7 separate regions of the Homo sapiens genome follow, and all the other regions are linked to region 5. A link is a loop called in an ENCODE intact Hi-C map of the cell type or tissue named here. Cell type or tissue: heart left ventricle. All regions are shown on one strand. Region 1 overlaps LOC102723624 (a long non-coding RNA gene). Region 2 overlaps PGM5 (phosphoglucomutase 5). Region 3 overlaps PGM5 (phosphoglucomutase 5). Region 4 overlaps PGM5 (phosphoglucomutase 5). Region 5 overlaps TMEM252-DT (TMEM252 divergent transcript). Region 6 overlaps PGM5 (phosphoglucomutase 5). Region 7 holds the start of PGM5 (phosphoglucomutase 5).

Region 1 (4,000 bases), 230 kb after region 5:
TGAACACAGCAACATCCAGCTGTCTGACACGAAAGTCTCAGGGGCAAGAAAACCTCTATATGAACTCAGAAACAATGAGCTAAGTTGTGTTTATGTCTGAAAGGATGTTAAGAACTTCATTCATGTTACATCAGAGCCAACAGAAAGAACCAACAGGAAACCTGTACCCAACAAACAGAAATGACAAGATGAAGGGAAAGCAGAGGTAAGGGCTTACCTTAGAAAGGGCAAGTGATTAGCTCAATATGCAATACAATGTTTGCTCCTGAGCCAAAAATTTGTACAATAATTTGGATATTACTTGCACAACCAGAAAAATCAGCCACTCATTAGGAAAATGTGTTTCTGTATAAGTCTTAGGACTCAGCTATCTATAATAACATGAAAAGACAATATTTTCATCCAAAATGAGTATTTTTGTTTGTCTTGGCTTGTTATTCTAATGTCAACAGCCTCTAAATAAACTGTTGAAGTACATGATATAACCACCTCTTTCTCCATCTTTCCCATTGCTCCCATAGGGTTTCAGTTGTGCAATTTCACCATTAGGAAAGCTTTTTGCTGAAATCTGGCTTTTCAAAGGGAGAGTATCCAGAAACAGAAGATGCTGATCTGGGAGGCTCTTCCTAATAGAACTGCCGCTTCAGTTTAACTTGAAAAAGCCCACACCCAGTTCCTAATGACAAACATCTGAACACCGGGTCTTCCCACGAGCAAGACCATGCTATGCCTCCTGCTCGCTCTGTTCTATAAGCAACCCACAGATTGCTCCCTGTGAAGAGGAGCCTGCCAGGGGAGCAGCATTCCACCAGACCCTGATTTAGCAAGATATTTCCGTATCATTCCCCCAACCAGCTGGAAGTCCTCCACTGCTCTTGTGTAAAAATCTAACTCATCTCGCTGAATTTCCTGATTTAAAAGTCTGATTCATTTCACCAAAAGTGTGACAGAAGGAAACCAAGTACACCATCTCTCTCTTACCAAACCAAAGCTATTGCATGTGCATTCTGGGAGAAAAAAATGGTCCAAATATGTTATGGAGGGGGTGCCAGCCCAGTGTCATCCTCTTACTATTGCCATAGGATCTTGGCTGATGGCATCAGAGGAAAAACAAGTTTATCGATTACTTTCAACCATTAAGCTCACTCCTCCATGAAAAATAAGTCACAAGTCCAATGTCTCTTATTAAAATAAGCACTGCAAAATATAAAGGAGTCACAGTTTTAAAATGGGACACATGTTCTCTAAGCGGTGAACCACTTTAGAGGTGCACTGTTTACATTGTATAAAGTCCCCTGGAGCCAGGGTTAGGAAGCGCATCTGTTCTTTGGTGTTCTGGGATGAAGGAGAAAGGAAAAAGGGCTGCCAGAAGTGAGTGGGAAGGAGCCCATGAGATAAAGGAAGTAAATCCATTTGCTGATTGCAATAATAATGGTAATACACGAAGCTATACATACATACATACATGCAAACTTTCACATTTTTAAAAAAAAGAACTGAAGGCTTCCACACATGTAATCAGCCCTTATGAACTCTCCTGATTAGCTGCAAGGAAATCTTCCCTTCTCCTTTTTCCTGCACCATCCTGGGCTCCCTTTTGACTTTTTTTTTTTTTTTTTTAACTTATAAACGATCAGCTCATATTCTGAAGTTTGTAGTCCCCTCCCGCCCCCTCTCTCTCTACACCGCTCATTTACATTGGCAGCTGTCGTGCTGCTGGGCATCCTCAAACCCACCAGTTTCCCTTTTATGTTTGAGCAGACAAACATGATCATGCACTAGGCATCACTGTGCCACTCAAAATGCTTTTTTGTTTTTTATTGCATCTGAGAGAAATCTCAAGGTTGCAAACCTGGAGTCAGAATTGTCTCCATGTGTCTCAGTGGGAAGAGTATCGTGTGAAGAAATAAGTTGATTCTACTAATCAAAAGGAATTTTTTTTGATATCAGGTCATCCTCCGAATGAATTTATATTACCGAGTGGAGGGTCACATGAAGAAAATGGTCAAACAGCACCACCTACAGCAAGAGCTGAGAAGTGCAGCGGAGCCGGGCTGAGTCAGGAAAGAAAAGCAAGCTGGGGCCTGGCTCAGCGCTCTCCCCTCTGCTCCTGTCTGCACGGAAAGATTAGGATGACAGTGGCAGGAAGCCTGTGCACCTAGTATGCATCACTTGAAGGGAACACACAGATTCCAGTAAACAGTTGGAAGGAAATGTTAATACCAGGCTCTGCTAAACAATATGAAATGACTCCTAGATGAGACAAGTGACTTTCATCAAAGTTTCCTGATACCTGAAAAGATAGCCCAGGGGATCCTGCACTACATCTGGTGTATGTAAATTAAGCGGGTTTTTTTCCCCTTTGTAATCAAGGCTCATACACAAACAAAATCACACTTTAGAAACGGCCTATTTCAACTTGTAACTAGCTTGCTTTCAGGGGCTCCAGGTCAAAAAGAAATAGAGCACAAAGACGCTTTCTCCTTAGGGATCATACACAAATTCACTCTGTCCGTTTCTTTCCCACATGGAGCAACAAAGCCATCAGACCTCTCCATCCACCCATCGGGTCCTTCCTGATTAAAGTGAGATAAATCACAGCCCTCTCTCTCCAGATGGCAGGCGACAAGAGGGGGATGCTTGCCTCAAGAAGTCCTCCCCATCCCTCTGCATTCATGCAAGCCCGAGCGGAGAGATGCAAGAAATTATGGATGCATTTTAATTCCCCAGACCCTGCAATTAAAAATGGAAATTTTTTGGCCACGCGTGTTGGCTCACGCCTGTAATCCCAGCACTTTCGGAGGCCGAGGTCGGCGGATCACCTGGGGTCAGGAGTTCGAGACCAGCCTGGCCAACATGGTGAAACCCTGTCTGTACTAAAAATACAAAAATTAGCTAGGAATGGTGGTGGGCGCCTGTAGTCCCAGCTACTCGGGAGGATGAGGCAGGAGAATCACTTGAACCCGGGAGGCAAAGTTTGCAGTGAGCCAAGATTGCACCACTGCACTCCACTCTGGGTGACAAAGCAAGACTTCATCTCAAAAAATGTTTTTAAAAAATGGAAGTGTTGTTCTTTCATTTGTAAATGTGTTTTGGTAAAAGAGGGGCAGTTTAAGCAACCCTTTTTATTGTCTACATTGTTAAAATTCATCAGACATGGACTCTTGACTCCGTTTTGCCTGGGCAGACCCAATTCAAGCATTTACAACAGCTATAACCTCCTCAAATCAAAAAGAGGAATCAGCATTATTGCTAAGTTCAAATAAGGTCTTGTTTTATTTCATTTTTATTTTTGAATGCAGCCATTCCTCCAGGTGCTATCATCAGGTAAGATTGTCAGTCCTGATTAGGTAAAGGTATTATTACAAAATGCAATTCTTAAAAATTCAGTGCCTAACTACACTTTTAATAAGCCTTTCCCCCTCCCCTATGTATTCTCCCTTAGACACCCCTTCTCAAATTTAAAATCACAGAAACTAAAATATGATGCCTAAAGAGAGCCTAGCGATTGCCCAGTCCTCTAATTTGATGAGTGGGAGTACTGAAGCCCAGAGGAGGTCAAGTAATTTGTTCCCAATGTCTTAGATAAGAAGAAAATGACCAGCTGGGATATCCCACTCATGTCAAGGCAGAGGCACAGGGCCACAGACTGTGGTTGAATTGTGCCACACTCCTACATCCTTCTTTAGGAATCACAGAACATTCCTGTGTTGAGTCGGAGTCACTGACTTCCTTTTCAGGCTGATTGAGTTCTGTCCTTACGGGCTGCGACAAGAAGTTTTGGTATTATGCTACACCAAGACCATTTATCTAGTTCAAGAAATGAGCACAGTCCTTAGAGCCCAGCAACTTTCCCCATGTCCAGTAAATGTAGCTTCTCCATTAGAAGCTGTCAGAATGGAGCCTTCTGGCTCATCTTGATTTTGATTTGTGCAAGAATGAATGGTTGTGCTAAGACAGCTTTCCTAGCTGATAGTGAGCAAAACTTTTTTCTCATAAT
Region 2 (4,000 bases), 54 kb after region 5:
GCAAGGAGAACTCCTGGCTGAGTGGAGTCCTGAGAGTGTGTGCTCTTCCCCCTCCCATGTTGAGGGACTGCCAAGGCCCAGGCAGGGACCTCAGTGGCCAGATGGTGGAGGCCCACCCCACTACCTCCTCTCAGGCCCACCCATGGTGAGGTTCACCCCAGGTGGTGATGCTGCTTCTCCGGGAGAAGAGTTCACAGTCTCTCTGTACTTCGCCTAACTGCCACCCCACAGCCTACTTGAGGTAACCAGTTACAAGCAGCACAGTGGCATTCTCCAGCTTCCAGAGGGTACAGCCTTCTAAGAAAGGGCTAGCCCTTGGGAAAGGATCTGAGGACATAAAAGGGAATAGGAGGACTGAAAGAGAGACCACACCTTCTACTAGTCTGGAATTGTGGGGCTTGAGGACTGCCTCTAGAACATTCCTAGAGGATGGATTGAGGTGTGTTAACTATGCCAGATTGAAGATGGGAATGCTGGTCTACTCCAATTTACTTTTTATAGGTGGGTGAGCACCCCCATATTTTTTGATGGCACATAATAAGGACCTTAGTTAAGGTCTTGGGCTCTGAGGCCCAAATCTAGGTTCAAATACCAGGGACACTGTTTAGAAACAGTAGATTGTTCAAATTCTCAGGGCCAAAGTTTTCTTATTTGTAAAACATGGATGGATAGCATGACTACCTATAGCATTGGATTGTGGTGAGAATGAGATATAACACACACAAAACACATAGCATTCTGCCTAGCCCCCATACGGGGCAAGCACTTGATACTATTGTTATTATTATTATTACCATTATCATCATCATTGAAGACAGAAGCCTGACTTGCTATTAATAGAAAAGTAGGCTACAGGTGAGTGGACCAGCATACCAGTCCCAATAAGCTGACCTTTGGTAGATAGTCAACAACCCTTCTAGCTTAAGTTTATTTGCCCATAAAATAAAGTTCATGTTATCTTTTTGATAAAAGATAAAATAAAAAGAGATTAAGAATGTTGGGGTGTTCCCAGCTCTTGGAGTGAGAAAGCCACTCAAATCAGAGGCAACATCTCTCTGTGTCAGCAAGAGGGTCAGTGACACACCCAGTGGGGGAAAGCTTGCCTGCATTTCTGTTTGTGTGCAACAGGCCCTATATATCCAGCCAGAGAGAGTACAATCAGATTGCAGTTGCGTAAGGTGATGTTGACAACAGAAGGAACAGACATCATAGCTTTTGGAACACATTCCTTAAGGGTGTATCAGATTCTAAAGAAGTTAGCAAGGACTTCCACATTGAGCAAAGCTGAGTGGCAGAGTTGAGTAGCAGAAGCAAACTAGAAGAGAACTTCTGCCGTGAGGGCCACCTGAGTCTTACGGAGGAGGCAGTAGTGGGACAGTCATTAACACCAGGCACTAAAAACATGGAAATGAGCCCTGTAAACGAGGAGAGACTCTTCCCCACAATAGAAAGACTATTAGTGAAATTAATGGATGGTTAATGCACACTTTATGAATGCAGTTTGGACAAAGGAACATGTTCTTTTATGGCCTTTGCCTTTAGACTCAGCTGCCATTTAACCTAACATATTTAAAGTGTTTTAAATAATTGACCTTTTCCTAGTAATTGAAGTGTGCTAGACTGTCTACCCACAATTTTAGCAAGGCTTTGTGCCTTGGCAAAATCAAATTAGAACTTTCTTTACCTCATCCACTGTTATTTTGAATCTCTCAGCTCAACTAGTATAATTGTGTGAAGAAAACTGTCTAACACTGCTGAGTTGATATTGAGAAAGGGTTTCTATGGAGATGCAACTTGAAACTGATTTTCTTGTTTCTTTTTTTGTTAATTGACCTGAGAAGCAGGAACAAGTCTTCAAGGATCTTGGCACATTTGTCTGGGTTATTTTCTGCATGCTTTATGATTTTCCTAAATGAGGAAGAAATAGAGGCCAGGCACCCCTATAAATGCATCCTATTTAGTTTGGCATTAGAGGGTTTGTCTGGTGTGGAGACAATGTCAGTCCTGCTAAGCAGAGGTGGAAATAAGGATCCCAAAGGTCATCCATCACAGGACTTCTTGCCCTTTTTTCCCTCCAGTTTTGTTGTTGTTGTTGTTTGTTTGCTTGTTTTTTTGAGATGGAGTCTCACTCTGTCACACAAGCTGGAGTGCAGTGGTGCAATCTTGGTTCACCACAACCTCCACCGCCTCCCAGGTTCAAGCGATTCTCCTGCCTCAGCCTCCTGAGTAGCTGGGATTACAGGCACCTGCCACCATGCCCAGCCAATTTTTATATTTTTAGTAGAGAAGGGGTTTCACCATGTTGGCCAGGCTGGTCTCGAACTCCTGACCTCAGGTGATTCACCCGTCTCAGCCTCCCAAAGTGCTGGGATTGGAGGTTTAAGCCAGTACAGCCAGCATCAGTTTTCTTTTTTTAGAGATAGGGCCTCCTTAAGTTGCCCATGCTGGTCTTCAACTCCTAAGCACAAGGGATCCTCCCCACCTCAGCCTCCTGAGTAGATGGCACTTTATAGGCTAATGCCACCACGCCCAGCATTAGGACTTCTCAAACTTTAATGTGCACATGAATCACCTGAGGAGCTTGTTAAAATACAGAATCTGAGTCAGTAGATCTGGGTTGGGGCCCGAGATTCTGCATTTCTAAGTAGCAACCAGGTGATGTTGATGCTGCTAGTCCAAGAACTACCTTTAGTGTAGCAAAAGTATAAAGCGCTGTTAAAAACAGTGTAAAAGTACTTTCTTTTAAGCTTTTTATCAAATCTTATCCATTAAAAGGAAAGTGAATTCATAATGACTGCAAATTCTGAAAAACATGGGCTGATATGAGTCAGAGCCAGCGGCTTGATTCAACAATATAGAAACACTTACATGGTCAAAGACAGTCTAAAATGTATAACTGGGAAATCTCAGTATATCATCAAAGTATCTTAGCTTTTGTTAAACACCACACTGACTGTCCTGACTGTAATTCCCAAGAATATAATTAAAAGCAAAGAAAGAAAGAATAAAAACAACAGAATTGCTACTTCCTAGGGAAATGGGGTGAGGTTCCTTGGAGACTGGGTTTGAGGATCACTGTTAATGTGACTGAAATGCACTAGAACCTTGTTATCAGCTCCCGGAAGCCCCATTCACAGGGACATGCAATGTCACAGCACTCCCTGGCTTGGGGTCACTACTGAATGTCACGTGTTTGCTTCCCTTTCTTTGTAAGAATTCACCAGGGCTCATATTCATACTTTTCTTTTTTCATCCCATTTATTTCTTAACGTTTTTCCCTTTTCTTCTGACATAGTGCTGCTCTTCTGAAAATCATGTGTAAGCAATTGCTTTAAAAAGAAAAATGAAGAACCCTTCTGACAAGAAACAAAAGACCTGAAAAAGGAATTTGATTTCATGAATACAAACATAATCATTTCCCTTTCATGTTTGGTTGCAATCAAAAGCTATGGAGTTCAACCTCAGAAGCCTCATGCTGGAGATTTCCAGAGAGATTTGATATTTTTTTCCCTAAAACTTCACAATTCATCTATGTATACAAATATACACAAATACAAATGTAATTTTGAAATTTATAGTGTGTATGGTTTACCCAAACTCATGTTGATACATGCTGTACTGAATGTAATCAGAAATTGTAAATAACGTGTCATATTCAGAAACCTATAAGGCAAGGATCAACAAATTATAGGCCTTAGGCCAAACCCTGGCCACCACCTGGTTTTGGTGCAGCCATAAAAATGGTTTTTATGTTTAATGGTTGGGAAAAAAATAAGATTTTGTGACATGTTAAAATTATCTTAAGTCAATTACAGTGCCTATAGTTTTATTGGAATATAGCTTCACTAATTCATTTATGTATTACCTGTGGCGGCTTTTGTGCAACAGTGGCAGTTGAGAAGTTGTAACACAGACCATACGACTAATATTATGGGTTGAATTTGTCTTCCATAAGTGCATACGTTGAGGTCCTAATTGCCAATACCTCAGAATGTGACAT
Region 3 (4,000 bases), 140 kb after region 5:
CCTTCTGTCACCTCCATCTCTGTAACAAGATCTGTGTTACAGAATGACTGATATTAAGGGGTAGATGATTAAAATATTTAGGCATAGCAAGGGCCTTCCCTGCAATCACATTACATGGGCCAAGGTCAACTCCACTCTTGGACCCCTTCTCAAGGAATTCTCAGATTCAAGACTAAGCTCTTCCACTGCCAGGGGGGCTCTGCTTGCTAGGCTGATGAGGCCACCTGTGTCACATTTGCCTCTCTGTCTCCAGTTTCTAGCACCAGTGCCTGACATTGTTAAAAACTCTTTGATGAATGAATGCTTTGGCAAGTCAGGTGACCATAAGGAGCCTATCATGTATTAGGCATCTGCTCTGTTTAGCTCCATTGATTAATCACTTACCGAGTTCTTGTGACAAGCCAGGCCATGCTAGGATGCCAACATGATTAAGGCACAATCTTGTCCTGAAGGGCCTTGCAGTCTAGGGGAGGCCTCACAGGCCAGTGGTTCTGAAAGAGCCTGAAAATGGAAATATGGCCACCAAATGTAGATTCTGAATCTTTCTGGCTGACTTCAAGAAGGCATTTGAGTGCTCTGTGACTTTCTAGGAAAGTTACCAAGGGAAAGATATTTGGATGAAGTGAAAAGCTCAAAAGACAGGTTAGTTAAAAAAATGGTCATTCACTTTGACTCCACAACCTCCCTTCTGGAACTAGTCCCAGAGAAATTGGCCAAAAAAAAAAAAAAATAATAAAGAGAGAAAGACAAAAGCCTGAATGTACAAAGATGTTTATTACTGCACTATTATAATAGGGAACAACTGTAAACCATTTAAATGTCCATCAATAGGGAAAGGGCTAGTAAATTATGGCACAACTATAACATTAGATATGAAAAGTGGAACACAAATGTGTATAGGGTCCTGTGATTGAAACCATATATACATATGAACAAAGATCAGAAATGTGTTAAAAACAATTATATGTATGTGTAAGAAATCTGAAGGTTATAAGAGTCTTTTATATATTTTCCTCACTGGATACTCACAATAATCCTGGAAAATAGGCAGTATGATTGTGACATCCTCTTTTTTTTTTTTTTAAATACATGAGGAATTGGGATTTAGGAAGATAAGTGACTTGTCCAAGTTCAGAGTAGAAAATTTAAACACAAGAAAGACATCTCACCCCAAATTCCTCCTTTCCATTATACTCTCTGCCTCTGGGGAATGAAAATAGTTGCTGGGCAACTTCTGCAAGTTTTTAATCATGGACATAATTTTTAAATTTCAAGTGCTTTTGATAGTAAAGTCAGCTTAAAAAATATATAGCTAAAGCAGCATAAAGAGGTTTTACACACCAAATATCAACAACCACTACCACTATAAAAATCTTAGCTGAGAAGTCAGAAAGTATCGCTCTTTTTTTAAATCTAAAACTAAAAGGATGTGAAATGTGAAATCTAGTGTACTTTCGATACAAATTTATTTCCATTTAAATTATAGAAAACCACTTTGGGCATCTCTTAGTGCTTTTTGTGTCCTGAGTTTACTTACAATGAAAGTCAAGACTCTGCATCATTAATCAGTAAAATTTAACAAATTATCATACTGTTTGGCCAATGAACACAATTGATTCAAGATGATTTCTCTTCCACATGCCAAGAAAAAAAACAATGAACAAATAAACACCATTTACCCAGAATATTTAGCATGTGACCTATTCTGGATTAAAAATATTTCTAAAATGTAGGTATCTCAACTCCAAAATAGGATAATGCTTAGGATAGGATTTGATCCAAACTCAACTCCTCTTGGAGTGCTCTCTTGGGTTTTTTTCTCCATTATGTACATTAAGGAATATAAGATAAGATATATATTTATGAAATTTCAAGTCAATCTTCTCTAATGTACATAAACAATGGAAAGTCTCCACATCCCTCCATCACCAGCAATAGCTCCTGGGAATCTCCTCTACTCTAATCCTTACCACTCTCGACCCCTTTCATGGTGGATTGGACAACCAGATGGGATGCTTTCACTGTGGGCCCTGCCTGCCATCTTTTGAAAACAATTCAGCAGCTTGGATGCTTCTGCCATGTCATCAAGTGAGTTGCCTCTCCTGCGTTCCTCTTGCTCTTTTTTTCCTCACTCCTGTAGAACTTTTGATAACTCTGGCTTGTTCCTAAACTTGTGTTTTTGCTTGCCAAGGAACAGTAAAAGAGAAAGAGGTGACTTATACTAGAAAGAGCATACAGAAAAGCCCTCAAAAAAGATGATCTCCCATTATAATTATCTAACTGTTTATTTCAAATAAGAAACTTTTAAAACAATGAATAACAAATGAAGAGCTAGAGGATTATACCAAATTTGTCTTAGTAGAAATTTGTTTAATCATATAATTATATGAATTTCAGAGAAAGGAAGAAGGAGGTCAATTTTGGACCTCAGAAGACAGGTCTAACTAATAAGGGCAACTTGAAGTCATGGTGTCTGGTTTTGCAAGCGTTCTTTAAAATCAAACAGTGCAACCTCCCACTAGTCCCCTAAGAGACATTAATAGGTACACCTGGGATGGTAGTTCATTGGTCAAATATGTTTGGGAAATGCTACATTCTGTAGTCCTTACTGGAGAATCACAACAATCTGTCAAAAGCTATGAAAAGTGAAGAAGTTAAGAAACTTGCTTTATATTTATTTCATCCTTTTCCAAATTTATTTTGTCCATGGAACCCTTCTGCCTTGTTTAAGAACACCCATTAACATTTCTTGTGAGTAGTGCTATAGCTTTGGTTGACCCAAAATTCACATGTTGAAATCTAGTTATCAATAATATGATTTTAGGAGGTGGGACCTTTTGGGGGTGATTAGATCCCAAGGGCAGATCCCTTGTGAATGAGATTAGAGCCCTTATAAAAGAAGCCCCTGAGAGCTGCCTTGCCCCTTCCACCATGTGAGGACACAGCAAGAAGAAACCATGTATAAACCAGGAAGCCAGGCCCTCACCAGACACCCAACACACCAGCTCCTTGATTTTGGACTTCTCAGCTTTCAGTACTGTGAGAAATAAATTTCTGTTGTTCATAAGCCACACTGTCTGTGTTATTTTGTGACAGCAGCTGGAACAGACTAAGACAAAGGGTGTTCCATGAAACACTTTGTGGGAAATGCAAAGTTGAGTCTTTTCTACACTAAACAACATCTCAGGCTTTTTCAGCAGCTCTTCATAGGAAACTTTTCCAGATGCTTTACCTTCCTCGTTCATCATGAGGTCTGAGGCTTGCGGAGGGCAGATATGCATAGAGAGGAGAGAGGAGTTCTGAGATGAAGTTAGAAGAAAATTGGCCACAGACTATGTCTACTTATTTTGTCAAGAGATACAGCAGTAGTGAATTGGGTGGGTTTGGAAGTAAAACTCAGCCTCCTCAAATTCAGCCCAGTCTTCCCCATTTAGGTACATTCTGTTTCTCTAATACTGTTCTGTTTTCTTGTCCACTTCCTGCTCCTTCCATTGCAAGGAGGAAAGGAGGGGAGGGAATGGAGTTACGTGTATGCGTGACCACACTTTTCCCATGCAGAGGAACATGGTGTAGTATTTGAGGGATGTCTCTGACTATTTATGGAATTGCAAAGGGTCTTCAAGGGCCTCAGCCCCCAAAAGAAAGAGAGAAAGAGGGAGGCAGAGAGAGAGAGAGAGAGAGAGAGAGACAGAGAGAGAGAGAGAGAGAGAGAGATTTTGTGCTCTTGGGGTTATTTCCCAAAGGCTGCCATTCCAGGGGAAGAGAAACAACCTGATTGAACCTAATGTCAGCTCTGCATGCCATTCTCAACACCAAGCTCTTCAGTCCTGCTCCTCAGAGCACTCTCCCTTCAAAGGTGCCTCACCACCATTTACTCTTTCAAATTCAGGTTCTTGTGTGTTCTTTTAAATTTTCGCCCTTGCAGAATGGCCATAATCCAAAAATAAAAAAATATAGTAGATGTTGGTGTGGATGCGGTGAACAGGGAACACTTCTATAC
Region 4 (4,000 bases), 61 kb after region 5:
GTGGTTTTATCTTTTCCTCTGGCTGTTAAGCTGGTGTTTTTATTCTAATGCTTTGACATCTTGGGGCCTGGCTGACTCTGGAAGGTTTTGTTCTTCCCAGGGTTAGCTAATTCTTAGAGACAGCAAACAACACACCCTGGAGCTTGCCTTTCAGATGCAAACCAAACACTTCCTTTCTCAGACCCTCACAGGGCTCTCACACTTGGGCCACTATTTCTCTGCCCTAACCACCCCAAGGCTAGGTACCAGCAAATTAGGGACAGTCCCTGTGCCCCAGAGCCTGCTGAAATTATTCAAACAAGCTAATCCTAAACCTTCTCATCATGCTTTACCTTACCTTTCCCAGAGAATCTCCAAAAAGGCTTCACCCACATTTTCCCTTTGCTCATGCTGCCTCCTGTCCGACGCTGGCGCTTCCCTGCGTGGCCCTGTGTGGCGTGTTGGGTCCCCTCCTCTTGGGAACTGTGAGTAACAAACTATCTCTTCAATGGCCGTCATCTCATCATCTGTTGGCCTCCCCATACCTGAATAATAATGAAGTCTACATTTCAAGCCACTCTGTCAGCCTCATCTACCTTCCATCTCATATCATGATGGTATAGTACACAGGCCCAACCTGCCAAAGTATGTCCCAAGTGATGATTTGTACCAACAAAAATGCTCAAAAGTAAAACCAAAAACACAAACACGATACCAGAATTGTATAAACCTTTAACAGCTTTCCCTCCTGCCCAAGGCCTAAGCATTCTGGCTTTGAGATGCTCCTCCCTGGAGTTTGTCAGGCCTGCCAGCGTTCCTGGGAGTCAAAAACAAGGGATGGGAAACTCCCTCACCTGCATCTTGAACAGGAGTTCTCGTTCTGGGATTAGGGCATCAAACTTAAATTCAGCCAAGAGTAGACGGGAGAGCAAAAACAGCCACATTCTCCCCTTAACAGCTCAGATCCTGTATTCCCCATGTGAATGAAGCATGACCGTGTTGGGAAGCCCAGGAAAAGCTGCTTCCAGATGCTGGCTAATTGCACACACTAGTCCAGAGCTTCCTTCTGAAGGCCACAGGCAACCTCCAGGTTCACTGTCAGTCCCCATTTGTTAAGATACACTCTTGTTTATTATATAAGCAAAGCAAATTATTTACTGTACACCAAGGAAGGACACCACTTCAAAGAAAACCTGAATCACCACCAGTTCATGAGACCTGGGTAGCTTTCTCCTGAAAGGCACGGAAATGTGGTTGTGCTGTGCATCTGGGCTAGAACAAAAAGGCTGCTGGGAAAGGCAGATTGTGCTGGACACAGCTTGTCAAACCCATCCATCTGGCAAGAGAAGTGATGACCAGTGACCTCTGGACTTGTGTGACCGCTGCAAATTCATTCATGCTCCTTTTTCAGGCTGAGTAAACAAGATCCAGCAAGACTTGGTGATTTGTGGATATAAACATCACTGGGTTAACCAATAGCTGGTTAAGCATGTGCTTTAGACATGGTAAAACTGGCACCAAAACAAAAGATATTTTGGTAAGAAGTTGATATTTAATATTTTAGAAATTAGAATAGCATTATAAGGAAAAAAATCAAAACATTTTTAGGTTTCCTTATATTTATTTTTAAAGCTAATTTTGTTTTTTATTTTAAACAACATATAGGAAAGTAGAAAGGAGAAATATAATTTTTTTTAGGGTCCAGGCTTTCTAAACTGTAATCCAAGCTTGACCTAAAGCCAGGATCAAGGCATGCCTTTTGGCTCTTCAGTGGTCTGTTCTTAAGACCACTGGTTCTCGGGATAAGCTGGCAATGCCGGTATTCTTGCAAGATTTGGAATTAAGGGCCTCTTTTGTATATATTGCCACAAAGAGAGATTTGAGATGGGCTCTGTCTGTGGGATTAACATGAGTGGTTCACGGTGGCAGTCCATAGTTTCCCACAAGTCCTAGACCATGTGGAGTGTGGATACACAGGGCTTCACATACTCAGTACCTTGAAAGGAGATCTGATCACAATGTTTGGCCAAGAAAAAGGCTTATTGTCATCAAAACTGTAAAAAGCCCTGGTCTATGATAGACACTAGGCCCTGAGGGAATCTCCCAGATTCCCAACCAAGGGAGTTTTTCACATGCCATCAGATGACCAACCCTCCCAAGGAGTGTTCTCAGCTCCAGGGAAAACAATATGTAGTAACGGCAGAGTATGAGTCCAGATTTCAATATCTAAGGAAGAAAAAGAAGGACTGTTTGCCCTGGCGTTTTGTCTGCCTTTCCAGAAAGTACTCATCTAAGCAGAAATAGAAAAAAACCTATACATCTTTGCATCTTTCCAAGTTTAATTCCGCCCCAAGAGCCAGTTATGAAAACACAGCCATACTAAATTCCTTTCAACACCACTAGAGGGAAATCTAACCCACCTGACCAGAACTTGTTTCTTGTTTCTTAAAAAAAAAAAAAAAATTATAATTACAGAACTAAAATTTTAAGGCTGACACATACTTTGAGACATTATCCTGCTCAATACTTTCTACTCTTGCCCCTGTTTTAAAATTATTTGAATATATGTAGGCAAAGAGACTTAGAAAAGCACAAACTAGCCATCCTAATTGGGCAGGAGTCTTGACAGTTGAGAAATTGTTCTAACAGTCAACGTGAATCCCTTCCAGTTCAGCTTGAGTTTATTTCCTCAAATTACATATTCATTAGTTATGGAGAACAGCTGGTCATCTTTCCCGCCTCACATTATTCCTTAAATTCCTGAAGACCTCCAAGTCACGCCTCTCGTCTAAGTGGAATGAGCCAGCTCCTTAACTTGGTCATAGAGTTTAGAGCCCAACTCTTCACCAAGTGTTTCTCTTCTCAACTCTCTCTTCAACACTTTGCCCTCCCCCATAGTTCCAAAGTGCAGCAATACCGACCAAATTCTGAGGAGAAAAATAAAATGAGGTATTTCCTCATGTTTTCCCTCATATATATGGCTATTAATATATCCTTGCTCAGGTTTTCTTTTTAAATAACAACATCTTTTATTTATTTTTAAAATTGAATTTGTTTTCATTTTTAACTACATATGGGAAAGTAAGGAGAGGAAATATAATTTTTTTCAGGGTTTGGGGGGCTATAAACTGTAATCCAAACTTGACCCAAAACCAGGACCGAGGCACAACTTTTAGCTCTTTAAATCATATATACCTAGTATGATCCCCAAATCTTGCTCTCATACACACATGCATGTACACACATATACATATACAAAAATCTTTGTCTTGTCATGAAAGTGAATGGCTAAGTGAATGTGGATTTGCATCACTTCTGAACTCCATTCTGTTTCTCTTTCACATCATATGTATTATATCCATTTCTACTTTATTCTCCAAGTTTTTGACTACTCACTCTAGATCCCTTATGAACTAGAAAAGATATCCAATATGTATTTAGAACATTATTATTTTCATAATGTTTCTGAATCCTATTCATTGCTAATTCAAAATTAGTACAGAAAACTGGTTGTTTTTAAGACGCTATTCACTTTTACAACTGTTGTTAAAGGAAAAACCTTAAACAAATTAAACTTAAGAGTTTAACTGAGCAAAGGACGATTCTTGAATCAGGCAGCCTTCAGAACCAGATAGGTTCAGAGCAACTTGGAGCTGCCACGACGTCAGATAACATTTATGAACAGAAAAAGAAAAGTGAAGTACAGAAAGCAGAAGTGAGGTCCAGAGATAGCTGGATTGGTTACAGCTCAGTTTTTGCCTTATTTGAACATATTTTGAAAAAGTGGCTGCCTGTAATTGGCTGAAACTCAGCCACTGTGATTGGCTGAGACTCAGCTACTTGTCACAAGAGTAGGTTACAGTCTGTTTACACATCCAGTTAGGTCATAGTTCACTATGTATGGAAAAACCTTTAGGCCAAACTTAAATTATGTAAGGAGGCAGCTTTAGGCTAAACTTCTTTTAACAGTGTGGAATAACAAATACATGTGGTGTTTGTCCTCAATTTCTGGCACAGAGCT
Region 5 (4,000 bases):
CAACATGAGAAGAGACTAATACAGAGTCCTTTGTTAAAATAAATTTTATGAGAATATTCAAAAGAAAATCAAATACACACAAGGGTGCTCAGTGGAAGTTGGGCTGGTGACTCCAGACATTCACTCTACTAACTTCTTACCTCTGGCAGCTGCAGAGGGAAATTGGAGGAAACCCAGGGGCTCCATGGAGCACGGATTCAAAACCACTGAACTGAATGAAGTGCCTTCCAGCTCAAACACTTCATCTCTACCTTTGATGTATTTCCTCAAAGGAATTGTCATATATGGCACTAAGTTCCATAAAGTTTTATTCCTCAGAATCCTTTATAGAGCTCTTTTATCTTCTGACAGCTCTGCATGGAAGCCATTATTAAGCTAACTTTGTTCGTGGGCAAATTTTAAATCTATTTGCCCAAGGCATTTGACAGAGACACAATCAGGGCCAAACTGAAAAGCAGCAAGCTTTGCCTTTGGTACCCAGACAGAAATAAGAGACTACTTTTAACTTTTGTTTCCACTGTCAGTCCTGTAACTCATCATGCAGATTCCATTTGAGTTATCATGGTTTTTTTTTGTTTGTTTTTGGTTTTTGATGTTGTTTAATTCTAGCTTCCACATAACTGAGTTTTCAGAGCTAGAAACCATATATGGTGAACCAGCCCTCATAAATGTTACACAATTTTATGTATTAGCTACACAGAAGTTGCTGAAAAGCCTGAAGGGAAAGCAGATGGTTAAAAAAATACTCTTGTCTTTGTGAATTTGGGGAACTTTGCTATGAGAAATTACAGATTATTATTTTCCTTGTTATACCTTTAGTCAAACAGATGGCATGAGACAGCGAACAGGAATTCTACACAGTTTCCATGGCAATTGTTGGAGAGCCCTGGCCTATTTGTAATGATGTGTAGTGTAGTATCTAGGGCAAAGGTGAAATTGTGGGGTTTCATTCTGCAACACCTACTGATTTTAAGCCATTCAGATGACATTTGTTGGGTTCCCATTGCCTAAAAAGCAATGTCCTAGTTATTGGGGGTCGGGTGGGGAAGAAGATATCAAAGAAACTGAAGCATTGCCTTTTCTTTATAGACATTTGCTGTATTGAGTAAACTACATATGAATAACATAAGAACACTATACAAGATATAATGAAACCAGTAAATGTGTCATTAATATAGGATTTCTTTCTTTAAACAACTGCTGTCCAATTAAGCAGTGGCCAAACCACAATCCTTAAAAACTGGGTGAATTATCAGCTTTACTTGTGGACTATGTAAGAAGTATTATAGCCCTATGGCCAAGAGAACATGTTCTGAGCAGACTGTCTGTGTTTAAATCCCGGTTCCGCTATTTATTAGCAGGGTGACCCTGTATTAGTTGTTGAACTTTGCTGTTTCTTGGTTTCCTCATCTATAAAAATGGGACTGACAATGGTATTTAGTTCATAGAGTTATTAAAAGAATAACATAAGTTAACTGGGCATGGTGGCTCATGCCTGTAATCCCAGCACTTTGGGAGGCTGAGGTGGGCAGATCACCCGAGGTCAGGAGTTTGAGACCAACCTGACCAACATGGTGAAACCCCGTCTCTACTAAAAATATAAAATTAGCTGGGCACGGTGGTGCATGCCTGTCATCCCAGCTACTTGGGAGGCTGAGGCCGGAGAATCGCTTGAACTGGGAGGCAGAGGGTGCAGTGAGCCGAGATGGCGCCATTGCACTCCAGCCTGGGAAACAAGAGCAAGACTCTGTCTCAAAGAAAAAAAAAAGAATAACATGAGTTCATTCATGAAAAAAGCTTAGCTCAGGGTAGGTAATCAGTAGGTGTTGAGTATTAGCAAGAGGTAAAATCCCTCAATGTAAGTTCCTTCACTGATTTTCAAAAGGCAAGACGCATCTGAGCTGAAGTAAAGAAAGAGCAGAGTGGTTAAGATGATACTGTTATCTAGTTGACAAGCAACTTAATCTCTCTGAGCCTCAGTTTCCTCATCTGTAAAACAGAGACTACTATACTCACCTACTATAGTCACCTCATGGAGAGAAGATGGACCCCTCACCGAAGATTTGGCTTGGATGTTGGGACTAATGATCACACACACACACACACACACACACACACACACACACACAAGGTGTGAAAAGCTTTATATTTCACACAGTAAGGCTTTCGGGGGGAAGTAAAGTGAGCTTCCAAGAGGTCCAAGAATGGTTTAAGGGAGTGGGAAACGGAGGCTGGCCTTGGGGTTTTGTGGAGGTGGGAGAGTGGGGCTGGGCGAAGCTTCGCTCTTGCAGCTGGGTTTACATGGATGGGATGTCCCACCAGCACCACAGGAGGGCGCACCTGTGCTCTTTCATCAGCTTGCCCAGATGTGGGGCAGAAGTGGGAGGGTTTGGTGGAGTTTGAAAGCTTTCATTGGCTAAACATCAAAAATGCCGGTGATTCTTTATCACACCTCCATAGAGCTTTGCTGTGAGGATTAAATGAGATTACACAGACTCTGTCTTTAATTTAGTAGCTGGTAAACAGTAAATGCTCAATAAATGTTACCCTGTGAAATAAACTTTTTTTCTTAAAAAACTTCAACTTTTAAAATGTCTCCTAAAAAATACAAGAAGCAACACCTGCTTTTTCTTTGCTCTACTTGTTTATACTAGATTTGTTTTGAAACTTCAATATAATCTCTACATGTGAAGAAAAAATTACCAGCAGTCCCCCAGCGATGAAAAGGCTGTGTACTAAGCATTCCGTTTTAAATTGATTGTCACTTGGAACACTCTTTCCCATAGAAACAATGTTATAAATAGAGTTAAGTTCCCAGAGGGACCCACAAATTCTTCTTAAAGTGTAACATAGCTAAAATAGTCCTTGACAGAGCAGGAAACTGAACCCTAGATCACCACCTGGGCCTCTCAGAATCCCAGACTCCACTGGCTCAAGGTGACCCTGGGTGAGACTCGACCCCAGGATTTGTGAAAACCTTGACAAAGAGAAGCTGGCTGAGTAGGATCTGAATTGAGCACAGTGTGTTTGGTGGGACCCCACTGGCAGTGATGACTGCACTTCCCAGCAATCCCTAAATTGGACTCTAATGGGATCATCTTGTTGAGCCTCAGATCTGTCCCACAGCCCTGTGGGTGGAGTGGGGCTTGTCCTTAAGGGAAGGGAAGCTCTTATTCCCAGCCATCCTAGGAAGAGGTCAATCCAAAGGCAAGAAATGAACTGTGGTGGGCCTTAGCCTAGGGTGAGGGGACAACATGGTCCTTTTTCCTGGAGTTAGGGTCTGAGGCGTGGGGAGGCCTGGAGTGGGTGGTTGGGCAGAACTGACTCTGGTTACAGGGAAGATGCCAGGACCATGTCATGAGCCAGCTCAGGAACCCACCCTAAAATGGATGTGGGCCTATGTCAAGGAGGAAAGTTATTTTTTGGTGCTATCTCTCTAGTTTCTACCTCCACGTGCAATGGCAGAGCTTGGCTCTTCTGAGGTGTGGGGAATTATGGGAGGTGAGGTTGGGTGGAAGAGATGTCAGCAGCACTGTGAAAGAGGGGATCTGAGGATGGAAGATGGTGAGCTTCAGAAGGGAAGAGCAGCAGTGTTAGCCCAGCTGAGGAGGCAAAGGACAGCAAGGGCACACCTGCAGAAGCAGAAAAACATCAGCACCTCACACAGCACTTACGATGTACCAGAGACTTTTCCAGGCATTTTATAAGCATATTCAAACCTGTTAACCACCCTATGACACATTATTAGTACCCCCTTTTACAGATGGGGAAAATGAGGCATGGAGAAGTTAAATAACCTGCTCAATATCAGACAGCCAGTAAGTGACGGAGCCAGTAATTAAGCATTGGCAACTTGCCTCCCGAGGCTGGGGTCTTAACCAAATAATTTATTCTCTTCCATACACAATCATTCACCAGGGACAGCCCCAGAAATATTAATACATGGAAAGGCATTGAATAATACACAAATGAAGTTAGTGAATTAGGGCTTTTTAACACA
Region 6 (4,000 bases), 130 kb after region 5:
AACATGATTTCAGTTTTCAAAGACTTTGCAGTGCAGTTTAGTTCTCAAGTTTTGTATATACTGTTGAGGGTCAGATCTATTCATGCCCAGATCAGAGGTGAGCCCAGGAGTTTCTACAAAACTTTAAAAGTCATTTTCCCTAACTTCACCCTCTTTCTTGATATCCCTGATAATTTTCAGCTTCCCTGGGACTCTTTTTGGTTCTCTGACCAGAAATAAAGTTGGGGCTTTATTTACTCTGTTCTGCCATACACGTTCCATGTCTAATATTTATATATATATATGTGTGTGTGTATATATATATATATGTGTGCATGTGTATTATATATACACATGTGTATATATGTATATATATGTTCATGTCTAATATTTTATATAAAATATTAGAATGAGCTGGGGTAGACTCTGAGCTGTTGTGGGTAATCTGTAGCTGTTTGATCATCTTCTGAGAAACAGCTGTCATATATATATATGTTATATATATACACTCATATATATGGGCAGACATGGAGAGTATATGGCAGAACAGAGTGAATATATATATATTTTACATATATAATATATATTTATATATTATATTATATATATTTATATATATAAGCAGACTTATAAAGATATATATATATTTATATATTGAAACAGCATCTTGCCCTGTTGCCCAGGCTAGAGTGCAGTGGCATGAACACAGTTCACTGCAGCCTTGTCCCTCCTGTGTTCAAGAAATCCTCCCAACACAGCCTCCCAAGTAGCTGGGATCACAGGTGTTTGCCACCATGCCTGGCTAATTTTTTCAGTTTTCTTGCAGAGACAGGGTCTCACTTTGTTGCCTAGGCTGGCCTTGAACTCCTGGGCTCAAGTAATCCTCCCACATCAGCCTCCCAAAGTGTTGGGACTTCAGGCATGAGCCACCATGCTCAGTCTACCCACGTTTTGAAAGAAATGGGGTTAATGAGTAGGAAAACAGAAGAAAAAAGAGGCAACAGTGTTTCTCCCTAGTCTGTTGGGACCACCACTTCTCCAAGTGGCAATGAAGGCTTTCCTCCCTCCAAGTTTTAGGCTCTTTTTGGCCATCTTGGATTGTTTGGGAGCTATGGCACAGAGAGTAAAGAAGAGAAAGGGAAAAAAACAAAATGAAAAATGAGGAATCTCTCCCTCCTCCCCCAACATACACACAGAGACTCTCTCTGACTGTTAAGTTCCTCGAAACAGAACTAGAGGACTTTCCTGTCTGCATTCATGCCTGCTTCCAGGTTGCAGGCTATGTTGGGTTCAAGTGGAAGAATACTGGACAGACAAAAGAGAAACTCATCATCAGTTCACTGGTGTCTTAAATTCTGGTCTTCTCCAATCTATCTACTATTATTTACTTTTTCAGAGTCCTCAAATAGCTTGTTTCGTACATCTTGTCTAGACTTTATAGCCACATACAATGGGGAAGACCGTGGATGAAGTGTGCTTACTCCATCTTACTCAAAATCAGAACTAAATGGGAAGCTTTTTCAACATTCAGATTCCCTGACTCCACTGTAGACCTAATGAATCTGAAAGGGGAGCTGGGAAGTGGGAGATAAAAGGTAGATTTTTGGAAAGCTCCACAGGAAATGTTGATACACATCTGAGGTTGACAGTCATGTCTCAAAATATGTTCAAACAGCTACAGATTACCTTCAACCGCTCAGATTCTATCTTTTTTTTTTTTTTTTTTTTTTTTTTTGACAGAGTCTCCCTCTGTCGCCCAGGCTGGAGTGCAGTGGTGCGATCTCGGCTCACTGCAACCTCTGCCTCCTGGGTTCAAGCGATTGTCCTGCCTCAGCCTCCCGAGTAGCTGGGACTACAGGTGTGTGCCACCACGCTCAGCTAATTTTTTGTGTTTTTAGTAGAGACAGGGTTTCGCCATGTTGCCCAAGTTGGTTCTGAACTCCCGAGCTCAGGCGATCCACCCACCTCAGCCTCCCACAGTGCTGGGATTACAGGCATGAGCCACCTCGCCTGGCCAGGAACTCTGGGTTCCTAATCAGAGAGTAAATGTCTCCATGAGCCAAGCACGTGATGTGTGGTAAAGCAGCCAGCTGGATATGTGACAACAGAGAATTATGGGGACAATGATGAACTAGACAGCCTGTGTGGCTGTTAGAAACAGCCTCCACTCAGCTTCAGACAAATATTGCTATAGGGAAATGTAGGCCCAGTACTGCCAGAACTGCAATTTTTCAATAATACCACAACAACTTGGATTTTTATATGAAATATCCCCATTTTTAAAGGTTAGCAACATAATTCAAAAATAAAACTGCAGAGAATGTTTACTACTTTTAGTCTAGAGAGATACTGGCAGCATTTCTACAAAGTATTGTGGGTGTGTATATACAGTATATGCATGTGTGGGTAAAATGTGTGAGAGTGTGTGTGTGTGTGTGTGTGTGAGTGTGTGTGTCCCTTTGAAAAATTGATTCCTATCCTTGAGATGCCTAGAGATCCCCTATCTGTAGAAAAACCATTTGTTGTTTAGCAGCTTTGTAATACAGTATCGTGTAAAGCACAACACCAATCTGAAAGAGATATTCACCAACTTGTAGACTGTTGCCTAAGCATTGGGCTCCCTGAGGCTTTACTGTAAATTCCTTCCTCTTTAAGGCACACCATTTCACGAAAGTTGCCAAGCTTCCTTTTCTCCACTAACAATATCCTCTATCAGAGTCTCTTCCTTCAATAAGTACCCAGATGTAATAAAACAAGAGGAGAAAATTAATAAAAGAGAGAAAAATCTCAAAAATGATCATTAATCTATGTTGCCAAGAATTTTTAATTTGCATGTCACTGACAGGTATGTGTCATGATCTCATTTGATTTTAATTTCAAAGTGATGTGAACTGATGGAGATAATGAAGCCAAATGTATGCTACAAACACATTTTCATATACAAACCAGTTCTTAATTATTATCAATAATGGAAACTCAGGAGTTAGCTATGCATAAATACAAAGGCATTTTTAAATTTTAGTGAAGAAATTCATTAATACACTTATTTCCAAGCTGGTTCACTTAGCTGATGGGAGAATATTGCTATCACAATTAAAGTTAAACTCCTGAATGAGTCAGGAAATACATCTGGGTGGATGGTAGAGGGTAAAAAGCTTGGACCTTGGAGTCAGATAAATCTGGTTCTGAATTCCACAACCTTCACTTTACTAAAACATGACCTTGAGCTCTGGTTTCATCTTCTGTAAAATGTAGTTAATATCGAATTTTAAAAATCAGCTTTCCTGGTTGCAAGGAAAAAAGCCTCAACTCAAGTAACCTTGAATAACAGGGCAGGATTTTGTGAGATGAAGTGGTTGGTACAAATACACTTGGCAGTGAGGACACAGAAATTTCAATCATGAGGCCAAGCCTTCAAAGACATACAGGAAATGCTAAACAACCAGGTCTCAGAAAGAGAAAAAGCCTCATGTTGTTCAGAACTAAGGAGTGTATACAGTTTGTCATTGGCTTGTCATCACCTTGACCCAGATACTCCTTCTCTCTGGCTGCTCGTCTTCATTCTATAAGTACATTTTTTATCTTCCGGGTCCTGCTTTCTCATCATTCTGGTTGTGTATAACTTCCACGATCATCTTGACCTACCAGCTTCCCTCCGCCAATGACCTGTAAACTACTCCCACTAAGTCTTACCTACTTCTTATATATTCAAATTACTAGGTTCAGGATTATTAAAAACAAGACATGATAGGCTTGGTAATTCCCTGTTTGGGTAGAGCTTTTTGCTGTACCTCAAAGGACACTGACCAGTTTGTAATAGGCTACATTTGTGCTGGTTGCCCACCTTTGGGCTAATCTGTTATGGCTCAAGGGTGAAGTCTTGCTGTGGGAGCTAAGTTATGTGGTGTGAAATAGGCAGGTGGGTCTCCGGGTTAGTTCCCTTAGTAAGTGTGAGGATGTTGGTGCTGGGGCTGACATTTCTGGCACAGTAACTCCTTCAGGCCATATCTAATATAGGCAT
Region 7 (4,000 bases), 210 kb after region 5:
CCTGAAATTAGGTATCCCTCTTGTAGATGTCCTTGAGATGCTGCTGGACCTGGGAAAGAGGAAACTGGGATATGGGTCTATGCCAAAAGGTGCTTCTAGTTATAGGACAGAGAGGAAAGGGGCAGAGGGAGAAAAACCTGAAGTCTGAGAATCTGGATTGCAGAAGACTACCGAGGTCGTGGGAGAAGGGAGAGAAAACAAGGATGAAAACCGAAAGGGGAAGAGGCATGAAATGTTGTCAAATGCCAAAAGGCATTTGGAGAGAAGTTGGGAATTGCATTAAGAAAACCACTGCAAATCTCATTTCAGACCATTTAGAGATATGCCCCCTGGGAACTGCGAGCTCAGGCTGTTTAGCATCAAACAAATGGATCCACTCCATCCCTACCCTAATTAAATAAATCATTCAGTAATTCCACTGGGTTAAAGAACCAAAATAATAAAAACCTTCAGGGCCTACTCTTGCCAAATATGTCAGGGATCGTGTGTGTGTGTGTGTGTGTGTGTGTGTGTGTGTGTGTGTGTGTGTGTGTGTTCTGAGACACCACTACTGTTAAATAGGCAGAGCTAAGACTTAGGGGACTGGCAGATTATTGCAAAAAGGGCACGGGGCAGAGGGACTATGTTGTGAGCCTGCGAAAGAAGTTTGTGTGGGGACTGTGGGCAGTGAATGCGTTGGGAACAATATGGAAAACTGGGAGCTGCCTTGGAATCTACAGGGCCGGGTAAGAGAATGTCCGAAAGAAAAATGAGCAGGTGCGGGATGTGCGCAGAGTCGGAGAAGAGTCCAGGGCGCCCGGAGTGGCTCCAGGAACGACGGAAACCCCTCAAGGCTTTTGGGGGCGGTGGGTACTAATAGAACCCAGTGTCCGGGGTGCACCGGGGAGGCTGCGAGCGCGGCGGGAGTGGGGCGCTGGAGGGTGAGGACGCGGGAGTGAGGTAGCAAAGCCGGGGCCGGGCAGGGGCCTCCCAACTGGGCCCGGAGGCAGCAGGGGGACAAGGGCTAGGAGAGGGCATGGCGGCGGCGCGGCGGGAAGCGAGGGGCATCCGGACACTCACCCCGTTGGCCGCGGCCATCTGCACCACGATCTCGATGGCCGTCCTGCTAAAGTACCTGCCGTCGCTGCCCACCACCATGGTGCAGCCCTGACGGTCGCGCAGGTCGATGGACGACAGCACGCTCTGGATAAAGTTGGGCAGGTAGTTGCGCTGGCCCTCGAAGAGGCCGGTGGGTCGCCGCAGACCCCCGCCGCCGGCCGGCCGCTGGTCCTCGTAGGGCGCGGTGGGCACTGTCAGCACCGGGATGGGGCTCCCCTCCATGGCGCCTCCTGGCCGGTCCTGCTGCGGCTCCCGGAGCCGGAGGGAATCTGCAGCCTGCCGGGGGCCTCCACCAGCCTGGCTGCGCGCCGGGACTCCGCCTCGCGCCCGGGCCCCCTCTCCAGCAGGTCGGCGCCCTGCGCCCTGCACCCGCCCGCCTGGGGACCGCCCGCCCCTCCTCTCCGCGCGGCCGCTCGGCTGACTCTCTCGGCAGAGATTGCTTCTGCCTTCCTGTAAAGTTTTCTCCCACCCACCTTCTCCGCTGCCAGACCGCCCGAGCTGCCCTCAGTTTCTCCCCAAGTTGGACTCACTTTCGGGGTGTCCCAAAAGCCTGATTCCAGGGCCTGCTAGCCCGACCCCGGTGACGCCTCCACCCGCGCCTGGCCCCAGCCTTCACCCGCGATCGCCGCCCTCCGGGGCACACCCTCCGCCAGAAAACAGCCGGCGGGCGGCGAGACTTTGGGCAGAGTCCGGGTTCCTCTCCGGCGCCCGGCCCGTCTCCCTGTCTCCCTGGGAGTGCGCAGCCTACACACACCAGTTTCTCTTTAGAACAAGGACGGGGAGGGATTTGGGAGGGGGCTGAAACCTTTTGCCATCAGCGAACAGCCTCAGCCAAAAATAACCCTGGAAAGGCGAGCTAAGAATGGTTATCTCCTGCCAGCGCTGAAATCGGAGGCTGGGCGCTGCGTGTGGGGTGTGTGTGTGTGTGTGTGTGTGTGTGTGTACCCTCCCACCCCGACCATTTGTTGAAGGGAATCACCACTGTCAGACTTCAATCCAACAGGACCCACTCGAGCCATCCACACTTTCCCCAGCCTCCTCCAAAACAGCACACTTTCCGGTATGGACAATTCTTTTTTTTTTTTTTTTTTTTTTTCACTTGTTTGTTTGTTGTGGTGGTTGCAACAGCAGCAACACAGACGACACATATTTCCCTATTCTTCTCGCCCTTCTCACCCTCCCTACCCAGCTCCTGCCTTAGAAATAGGCTTTCCTACACTGTATCTGTCCACACTGTCTGAACTCTTCCTTGAATTAATCGTTTTCAATAGGAGGGGGCTAAATCCCTTATTAATGCCCTACCAGGAGTGAATGAATAAAGCCAAGTTAAAGGAGACCTGGGTACCAGATACTGTGCTAGGTTCCTTTGCATGTATCCTTTCATTCTGCTGGAGCTAAAGATTTTCTGCCTCCTCTCCATAAAACGCACCCAAACTCCAAAACCAGGAAATTCTCCATAGAAAATAGGAGTGAAGAGAGAAAAGACTAACAGGATAAAACCCAAAGCAGGAAGAAAGTTCTATCTCCCATTTCTCTCAAGGAATTTTTGGACCCACCAAGGCTACTGTCCTGAAATATCCTGCTGCTTCTCCTTCCCCAAATATTGTCCACTTACTGAGAGTAAGGCTGACTTGCCGCAGGCTTATAAAGTGTTTGGTCACAGTAAGACAACTGTGAGTAATAACACACATTGTATACTGTTTTGCAATTGATTAAAGGCTTTGCATCTGTTTTTTCTTTGGAGGCTGAAGAAAAGAAGAATGGTATTCATGCAGTTCCCATTTTACAGATGAAAACAAGAGGACTTTTTCTGTGAAGTCAAGAAAGTGGTTACAATGGTACTTTCAGCCTGTCCGAATTATGTATTGCCCCTCCCCTTTTTATTAATAACATTGAAGTGTGATGGGACAACCACTGAAGCCGTCTGTTGAAACCTGCTGGGACTTTTTAGCCATTCTCTTCAACATAAAGAATGGGTGTTTTTGGAGGGGGTGAGAGGAATGGGGAAATGTTGTCAAAGAGTACAATGTTTTAGTTGAGACAGGAGGAATATATTTTGTTGAGATCTACAGCACAGCATGGTGACTGTAGTTAACAATGAAGTATTGTGTATTTCAAAATTGCTAAGACAATAAATTTCAAATGTTCTCACCACAAAAAAGATAGGTTTTGAGGTGATGAATCTATTAATTCTCTGGATTTAATTATTCCACAATGTATACATATATCATAACATCACATCATACCTCCGTAAATACATACAATTTTAATTTGTCAATTAACATTTTTTTAAAAGAATAGTGTGGCCAGTCGGGGAGGTAGTTTTTTTTTTTCCTCTAGTCTCTACTCAGTCTCCAAGATCCCATTTCCCATAAAGTTCCTGTCACCCAGGTGGAGTGCAGTGGCACAATCATGGCTCACTGCACCCTCTCCCTCTTGGGCTCAAGCGATCCTCCTGCCTACAGGTACATGCCACCACGCCCAGCTAATTTTTGTAGTTTTTGTAGACATGGGGTTTCACCATGTTGCCTAGGCTGGTCTCGAACTCCTCAGCTCAATCAATCTGCCCACTTTAGCCTCCCACAGTGCTGGGATTACAGGTGTGAGCCACCAAGCCCAACCCATAAAGTTCCTAACTTTTTATCTCCCTGGGAGTGCACAGCCTACACACACCAGTTTCTCTTTAGAACATACTTAAGAGTCTTGGCTTAGCATCCAACAGACAGAACTTTAACACTTCTAGGGATCTGTGCACCTGTCTATGGTGTGGGGTTTTTAAGATCTCTTTCTAATGACACTTTTTTTTGCAAAGCAGGACAGTTTCATTCCCAGAAGAGCAGGTATGGTAAATCCTTTGTTCCAGTAACGAAGACAATGATCCAAACCCTAAGCCTCAGAGAAG

What was found. Peaks named below come from ENCODE experiments on the same cell type or tissue, not always from the same donor. Only the 100,000 strongest peaks of a DNase experiment are listed, where the experiment ranks them.
Region 1: a loop joins it to region 5, with 16 times the contacts of the local background. A loop is called at or near these places in 14 of 110 quality-filtered maps.
Region 2: a loop joins it to region 5, with 2.7 times the contacts of the local background. A loop is called at or near these places in 34 of 110 quality-filtered maps.
Region 3: a loop joins it to region 5, with 3 times the contacts of the local background. A loop is called at or near these places in 2 of 110 quality-filtered maps.
Region 4: it touches region 5 in a loop (2.9-fold over the local background); 34 of 110 quality-filtered maps call a loop at or near these places.
Region 6: a loop joins it to region 5, with 2.1 times the contacts of the local background. A loop is called at or near these places in 3 of 110 quality-filtered maps.
Region 7: it touches region 5 in a loop (3-fold over the local background); 14 of 110 quality-filtered maps call a loop at or near these places.

Annotation. Positions count from the first base shown.
Region 1 is chr9:68,340,750-68,344,749 of GRCh38, reverse strand. It overlaps LOC102723624 (a long non-coding RNA gene), which reads left to right. Exons shown (of 3, transcript XR_929893.3): 3 at 1,951-2,769. Among named protein-coding and RNA genes, the nearest start is that of PGM5, 14 kb to the left of the region's middle. In heart left ventricle, a CTCF peak has its summit at 1,976; no DNase peak of the experiment used is centred here.
Region 2 is chr9:68,512,719-68,516,718 of GRCh38, reverse strand. The region is part of intron 10 of PGM5 (phosphoglucomutase 5); the gene reads right to left. Among named protein-coding and RNA genes, the nearest start is that of TMEM252, 26 kb to the left of the region's middle. In heart left ventricle, no CTCF peak of the experiment used is centred here; no DNase peak of the experiment used is centred here; H3K27ac peaks cover 920 bases.
Region 3 is chr9:68,423,344-68,427,343 of GRCh38, reverse strand. The region is part of intron 6 of PGM5 (phosphoglucomutase 5); the gene reads right to left. Among named protein-coding and RNA genes, the nearest start is that of PGM5-AS1, 67 kb to the right of the region's middle. In heart left ventricle, no CTCF peak of the experiment used is centred here; no DNase peak of the experiment used is centred here.
Region 4 is chr9:68,506,030-68,510,029 of GRCh38, reverse strand. All of the region lies in intron 10 of PGM5 (phosphoglucomutase 5), which reads right to left. Among named protein-coding and RNA genes, the nearest start is that of TMEM252, 33 kb to the left of the region's middle. In heart left ventricle, a CTCF peak has its summit at 2,381 (motif pointing right); no DNase peak of the experiment used is centred here; H3K27ac peaks cover 1,207 bases.
Region 5 is chr9:68,566,575-68,570,574 of GRCh38, reverse strand. All of the region lies in intron 2 of TMEM252-DT (TMEM252 divergent transcript), which reads right to left. Among named protein-coding and RNA genes, the nearest start is that of LINC01506, 22 kb to the right of the region's middle. In heart left ventricle, a CTCF peak has its summit at 2,335 (motif pointing right); a DNase peak (open chromatin) is centred at 2,334; H3K27ac peaks cover 1,100 bases.
Region 6 is chr9:68,436,001-68,440,000 of GRCh38, reverse strand. All of the region lies in intron 6 of PGM5 (phosphoglucomutase 5), which reads right to left. Among named protein-coding and RNA genes, the nearest start is that of PGM5-AS1, 80 kb to the right of the region's middle. In heart left ventricle, no CTCF peak of the experiment used is centred here; a DNase peak (open chromatin) is centred at 1,990; H3K27ac peaks cover 1,385 bases.
Region 7 is chr9:68,354,448-68,358,447 of GRCh38, reverse strand. It overlaps PGM5 (phosphoglucomutase 5), which reads right to left and starts at 1,837. Exons shown (of 11, transcript NM_021965.4): 1 at 1,060-1,837. The coding sequence starts at 1,320. It overlaps PGM5-AS1 (PGM5 antisense RNA 1), which reads left to right and starts at 582. Exons shown (of 3, transcript NR_121192.1): 1 at 582-725; 2 at 2,102-2,158; 3 at 2,843-3,284. In heart left ventricle, CTCF peaks have their summits at 1,522 and 1,727; DNase peaks (open chromatin) are centred at 967, 1,457 and 1,707; H3K4me3 peaks cover 2,504 bases; H3K27ac peaks cover 1,826 bases.